Linked DNA regions of Homo sapiens: region 2 is linked to region 1. The links are chromatin contacts, found by Hi-C or POLR2A ChIA-PET in ENCODE. All regions are on one chromosome and are shown on one strand. The core of a region is the stretch at or near the end of the contact, and the rest is flanking DNA. Distances in the headings are between cores, read along the strand shown. Region 1 overlaps LINC01725 (long intergenic non-protein coding RNA 1725). Region 2 holds the start of LINC01725 (long intergenic non-protein coding RNA 1725).

Evidence for each region. Hi-C counts contacts between places; a loop is a spot of excess contacts on that map. ChIA-PET counts read pairs that join two places held with the same protein, here RNA polymerase II (POLR2A). Pooled maps may share reads with other maps.
Region 2: a loop to region 1 is called in a map with no recorded cell type, with 4 times the contacts of the local background. The contact joins the promoter of LINC01725 here to the enhancer-like site in region 1. A Hi-C loop is called at or near these places in 3 of 37 single-sample maps with no recorded cell type and 9 of 50 pooled maps. POLR2A ChIA-PET finds 5 or more read pairs at or near these places in 1 of 52 experiments (Panc1).

Annotation. Positions count from the first base shown.
Region 1 is chr1:83,691,602-83,694,991 of GRCh38, reverse strand. The region is part of intron 2 of LINC01725 (long intergenic non-protein coding RNA 1725); the gene reads left to right. Among named protein-coding and RNA genes, the nearest start is that of LINC01725, 170 kb to the left of the region's middle. RefSeq lists enhancers at 1,650-2,185, 2,186-2,720. Within about 2 kb of position 1,916, at least 7 of the 41 ENCODE cell types and tissues checked have a DNase peak (open chromatin) inside an H3K27ac peak, as active enhancers do.
Region 2 is chr1:83,859,228-83,862,617 of GRCh38, reverse strand. LINC01725 (long intergenic non-protein coding RNA 1725) reads left to right here and starts at 1,622. Exons shown (of 3, transcript NR_119375.1): 1 at 1,622-1,799. It overlaps LOC101927560 (a long non-coding RNA gene), which reads left to right and starts at 2,072. Exons shown (of 3, transcript NR_119374.1): 1 at 2,072-2,210. RefSeq lists silencers at 1,534-1,663, 1,764-1,943.

The DNA of each region.
Region 1 (3,390 bases), core at 667-3,166:
TGACCTTCTCATGGGGACTAGCCCTTTCAGCCTTCTGTACTAAAGCAACCCAATTGATTCACCTGCTTGAGAGAGCTCTGGCTGGTGCAAAGGCCCCTTAAAATCTCCGTGGCTGGAGTTAAGTCATACAGAAAAAGAAGATATTGATCAGGAACAATTTGGCTTACCTCATCAGGAGAAGTTTCCCCAGAGACATGGGCACATCCAGGTTTTAAAGGGTATTAGCAATTCACAGCCCTCCTTTAACAAAGGTTAATCCTATTTTGAGCTGGCTTTTCTGGAAGTCTGGGTTCTGTGCCTTTCAACCAGTCCCTCCCTCCACAGAATCAGATGGGAACTTCCTTGGAGGTGAACTGCTTCTCAGCCTTCTCTGGTAGCCCTGTGCAGGCACAGGGAGATTCTCCTATGCCTGGCTCCACTGAGCTGAATAGCCCTGTGGATGCTACACCCCTCTCAACCTCCAGAGCAGCTCTTGCTTAGTGAAGAGTGCCCTAAAAAATACCATTTAAAGCCTTAATATATGAAGTGCCTTCTCTCAGAGCTGAGTTTCCCACTGCCAGATAAGTGCCGCCTTAACTACATTTTTGTGAAGTAGCTGCAGTGGCACTCAATAGCTGATTATGTTAATCCTTTAGGAATATTCGAGAAAATATCTGCCTCTTCTTCCTATAGGAGAGGAATCAAGATTTGATGCAGGTATCAAACACCTCACAGGCCTTCTAACTTATATGTTTGCAGTGTGCCAAATATTATATTTTCACTTTTCAATATTGTACATTTTTTCCTGCTTTGCTCCCATCCTCTGTAGTGCACACAAAGATTTCCTTAGTCACGAAGGATTAAGTAATTCACCTCTGAAAAATCCTTTTAAAGCATTGGTGTCTGTCTTGAAAATTGCTTCCCCTCCCTGTCTAAAAAAAAAAAAAAAAACGGAACAAAGAACCGTGTTAATCTTTTGATAACTGACTCTATTTTTTACCGGAATTTCTTTTGTGATTATTTAATACGTCTCTAGTTAATTTCAAACAGTTTCCGTTTTCAGCACACATCCCTAATCAGAGACAAGTTGTCCAAGCAGCAGGGCTGGGGAGGGCTGTTTTGGCGGAAACAAAACCCTAACACAATAATGAATACAGCCCAAGCACACTGTTCAAAAATGAAATTGGCATTATTTATTTTGACAAAGAGACAAATGTACTGGTAGCTTCATTTACCACACAGAGCTCTTACAGAAAGTCTGTTCGAAAGAGACAGATAACTTCCCACTCTGATGGGCATATCAGTAGGAATTTTATTTGTGTCTTCCTGTAAATGCAGGAGAGCTTAGCTATTGATGAGTTTAATTCTACAGGCACCAGCGGTTTGTATTTAGCCTGAGAAATAGCATTAGCGAGTTCATCTGATGGGCCCGATAGGCTTAGCTGTGCTGCGGACAGGCAGGGTACAATGTGATTACACGCTCATTCTGGAATCTCTTCCCCTCCTCACCCCCCCACCCCCCTTCTTTTCACAAATGCAGAGAAATCAACAGATGTACACTACTTCCTTCATTATTCAGGCTAATACTTGCAACTATTGATTCAGTCAGTGCTGTCGAGGTTGTAAAAATCTGTATTAACACATGGGTTAAACGGAAAAATATTTATTTAATGCTTTTGTTTACTCTTCTGCCTGCTTCTGACACTGGGAAACACACAGGGACAGGAGAGGCCCCAGCCGGGCTCTGTGTGGCTTCTCCTTGGGTTAATCACATTTCACACGTCCCCATTTCTGGCAGATGCAGCACCTGACCTCCCCTTTGTCCGTCTCTGGATGAAAGTGTGAGGCTCCATAATTTCCCTCAGGCACAAAAACAGTTTGCTTTCCTGCTGGAGGTGAAAGTGACTCCCAGAGCAGGCACAGCTGGGGCTTTTATCTACCCTTCAGCCAGTGCCGGGTGGCTGAGCTCTTTCACTTTGCATGAAAATAAAGCTGAGATTGGAGCTGCTGAATTTGGCTCTTCACAAAATGGGGGGCAGGGGTGGGGGTGAAAGGAACCTTGGGGGCTTGGTTCACCAAGTAGGAATTAGGTTGGGTGTCAAGCGGGCTGCTTGGGAAGGAGGTGACAAGTGCTCCCGACAGGGACCACGCTGAGCCGCTAAAGCAATTGAAGCCAATGAGACGTTCTTTGCAGGAGTGAAAGTGTGGGCACAGCTGTGAGAGCTGCAGGAACTGCCTTAAGGGTAGGAGGTGGAAGGGACAGGTCTGTGACAGGAACTTGCAGGAGCTCACTTACCACGGGCACTGCTCACCCCAGACAGCTCCGGTGATTTATCTGAGAGGCATTTCCCTCCCCTTTTCCTTCCCCACTGTTTTAAATGCTCAGTAGCTGGCTGACCCTTGCTCTCCATGGGTCTGCCTGCTGTGAAGTCAGTGGCCGTTCTCTGTGGGACTGAAGTCAGCAGATCCATTAGGTTGACTAATGGTGATGGAAAGATCCGTGGCCATTTGGGTTAGGGTAACATTTATGTTTGGACCCTATGATTACTGGCAGGCTACTGGGTTGTTTGGGAAATGTTCTGGGAGCTGGGGCTGTGGAGAACCTGCCTGAAAGAGTGCAGGGATGAGAGGCAAACCATGACAGGGAATGAGCCCAAGTGGCAGCTCATGTTGGAGATGGTGCCGAGTGGCAGCCGCTTGTAGGCACCTGGCAGCAGAAGGCTATGTCCTAAGGTGTTCTACCGACATCTACCAGAGCAGCTGGCGCCTGGTGGAAGGCAGATGGTGTTGGATCCCCCAAGTGTCGCTGTCTAGCAAGATGCCATGTCCACTGATTAAAAATAATTAAACATTCCTTCCTCCGGTGAAGGAGAATGGCACGCACACCAGGCAGGGAGGTTGACAATGGCATTACACAGCAAGACATGGCAGCAGCAGTGAGTGCCCAGGGTAGCAGGTGCGTCTGGCTTGGAGAAGGAGGGGTGGGAGTGGGGGTCCCAGGTTAGCAATGACAGCAGAAAGAGTTAGTGAGGATGCATATGCATGAGAGATGCATGAATGGGATCATGTTGGATGACTTTCTACTGTTCATCCGCGTTTATGGAGAATGTTTTCCAATTTCTGAATGGAAACAATGAATTTTATATTCATGACCCAATCAATATGCACTGATCACCTAATACATGTTTTTATACTAGGTGCCATGGACAGAATACATTAATAGATGGTGTTGTCTATGTCTTCATTGTACTTACTTTAGTTGAATTTAGTCACTTATTTCTCCATACATATGGTTTTTCTTCTGCAGTTTGATGAAAGGTTTGAACATACCTTCAGTTTAACAGTTTGATGGAAAGAGTTTGATGAAAGAGTTGAACGTACTGATATTCCTCAGTGGTACTGTCATAAATG
Region 2 (3,390 bases), core at 373-2,872, 170 kb before region 1:
TTAATACAATCTAAGAAAATACCATTTCAGCATATTGCCTCATTTTCATTAAAACGATGAAAATGTGAATTCAGAAAACCACTTAGTCCTTAGGCTAAAAATAGGTAGATCATCAAAACCTAATATCATTTTAGTCCAAATTGATATTTGTTTAGTAAATCTTCTACATCATAATGGGAGAAGTACAAAGGGAAACTCAAATTTGGGGGAGAAATTGAGGGGAGTTTTAAAAATAAGCAAATTTAGCTAATTCCATTCTGTTTGACTCTCCCCAAACTGGAGTCAGACTTGTCTTGAAACAAAGAATAAGTAGATACCTCAGAAATTAGCTTGATTTCATATTTTAGCCTCAGGTTTTTCAGTCAAATAATACTTCTATTTGCTTTTTGAATTCTTGTTTTTTCCTGACCATTTCTCAGTTTCTAAATTTCATCTCATTCAGCTTCACTTTTTCCCAGTGAAGCACTGCCACGTTACTTTCATTCTAAAGGTGCTGGGTAAATCTTGTCTATTTTTTGGTTATTTTAATGAAAATATTTTCTTATATTTATAAGAAAAAGCAAAGGCAGATTGTGCTTCTACATTATTTACATTTATTTACATATTATTTAAATTTTTTTCTTAGCAAATTGGCCCACAGACAGTGTCCTGTTTTTCTGAGCAGTAGGTAAATAATGACAACTTCTGTAAGTTCTGTGGCTACTCAGAATCTCTTGAGAATATATGTCCTGCTAAACTGCAAGAGGGCCACTTCCGGACCTGAAATGGTCTAAGAAATGTTGATCATGCTTCTTCCCACACGTGCTAGAAATTTCCACGCAGTTTGCAGATCCAGCCTAGGTACTTGTTAGATGGGTGATTACAAATTTCTTACGGGCTGTGTAGCACCATCACACTTTGCCAAGTAATCTCCAAGCTTTGGGAAAATAAAACAAAGCTCCTTACAAACACTGGATTCTCTCCTTTCCTTACTTCTTTAGCGTCCTACTTATCCTCTACTTTATTGTCTCTTTTTCATATGTAATAGAACATACACTGCAATAGGAAGCTGAAGATGTGGGTTCCCATCATAGTTCCATCCTGGTTCTTTTATCGACTAGCTGAGTGGAATAGGGTTGCCAACTTTGTCTATCTGAGAGTTTTGTTGTGAGGAAAATAACAAGCACTAGTTTTTGGAGTAAAGTATAATTTCCTCATTGCATATTAAACCCAACTCACCCGATTGTCAGAAAGATTCTATCTAGTTTGTGATTCTAAGTCGGGGGGGGGGGGTGGTTAGCGTTGAGTTTCAGGTTCTATAAGAACGGGACTAAGGAAACTCATTACCAGGTGGTAATCATCTTCATCTATTCAATAACACCGTTTGGTGTACACACTAAATTGTGGCACTGGAGACTCACATAGAACTGAAGTAACTCACCAGTTCCTAGAGGCAGGTGGGCACGTAGGGAGAGAGAGGCAGCGGCGCCTTCCAGGCGCTCTCCCTGGTACAGAGGCGGCGGGGGCCAGGGCTGTCAGGACACCCAGGCCCACGTGCCAGGCTCCGGCTCACCTGCCCGAGGGCAGAGCGGGAAGCTCCGCCCCTCGCGGAACCCCGGCCTGTGCGCAGTTCCCGTGCCCTAGGAGTTGGCGGCGGGGCCCAGCCGAGGTATAAGTTCCACAGCTTCACCCTTGTCGGTGTGATATGGGCGTGAAAGAAGACATAAAACAGGCTTCCCGAGTAGAACCTGCCACCCCGGGCTGGTGGGGACGCGGCACCAGGCCGGGCCGGGGGAAGCCGCTCGGACAGTGGTCCTTGGGTGAGCGCCTTCTTCGGGGCCCATGGGCCAGGCCAGTGCGGCCCGGGACGCCCCGGACCACCTGGGGAAGAACCGCCCGGGCCGGCCTTTGGCTGTCCCAGGCAGCGGCTGGAGCCCGAGTGGGCCCTGGCGGGATCTGGGACGGGGAGGGTCTGCGGCGCAGCCAGGAGGCCTGGGAAGTCCCGAGGTGGGTAGAGAAGGGCCGCGAGGGGGCGCTGAGACGGCGAGTGGCCGGGCCTGGGAGTGACAGTTGTCAGGAGAGCAGTCAGGACACCGTTGCTCAGAGTCCAGGCCGGTTAGGACCAGAGCCTACCCCGGGTGGCATGGTGATGATCCAGATTCAGGAGACATGTCTGAGAAAGGATCGTTCAGACTTTTTGACCTATTTTACATGAGGAATAAAGGATAGAGGTCAGGAAAGTTGTCCAAAAATTTTTTTCATTGTTGTTAAAAAGTTCATTTAGTGTAAAACAGGCAATTATCTGTGCGTTTAATATGCAGGCTAAGGTTGTTTCTTTCAGGCTTTCTTTCTTTGTGGCATGTAATTTCTATTTAACAAATGTATGTTGAGTGTCAGCTGTGTGTCAATTGCTATGCTAGATAACAGAGAAACAAATTATTAATAACATCCTCACTTTCCATGAGTTCAAATTCTAGTACAGGAAAAAGTCATCTAAATAATTCTAATGAAATGTCATAAGGCTAAATAACAAAGGTATATGTAAGGAATTCTATCAAATGTTCTATTAACTATTAGCATGGAACAATTAAGGGACTAGCTCTGGTTTCCAGATGGAATGGCCCTTATGGACATCAGGCATAATGGGTCATTTGCTTAACAGAAGGCAGAATTTCATATCTAATATTTTAGGTTATAAATAAGGGCATATAGTAGAAAGAGGCAAAAAGAAAAAAAAAGACAACGTACCTCCAAAACCCAGCTAAAACCTCTCTCTTTAGAAAGGACTCCTGGATTTTCTACAGTTTTATGTTTTATCCAGATGAGAGGTGTGTAATGTAGTCGCTAAGAGGCTGGACTCAGGAGCTAAACTGCCAGAGTTTACATCCCAGCTGCACCACTTACTAATGGGCTGACCTTGTATAAGTTGCTTAATACCTTGTTTCTCATTTTGCTTATCTGTGAAATGGGGATGATAATTATAGTCCCCATAAGATTGTTATGAAGATTTTTGTATTTCTAAAGTTAAGAGATGAAGTCTCATTTTCATTCCCTACGATAGAGCCTTCAGAATGACTGTACCCAGAAGTCAGATTTTTATTTTAGTAAATAAATAACTCGTTGATTTAGTACAGTTTTTCAAAGTTATTTTTTATCTGGTTTTACAGCAGATTCTGATTACATGTTATATTTGAAACTGATACTCATATATCTTCAGCTTAATGATTTGTAACATTGAAAATTGCATTTCCATTGATTGTTCTTTGCAGCATGATTGTTCTTTGTTACTGATATGATGATCTTTCTGTCCTTCTGCCAATAATTGGAAACAATCCTACATCATGAGCTATCTTTTTATTCTGAGGTTTTAGTGTTTGTGTAAACAAATAACACTTGCTGTTCAATGATTAT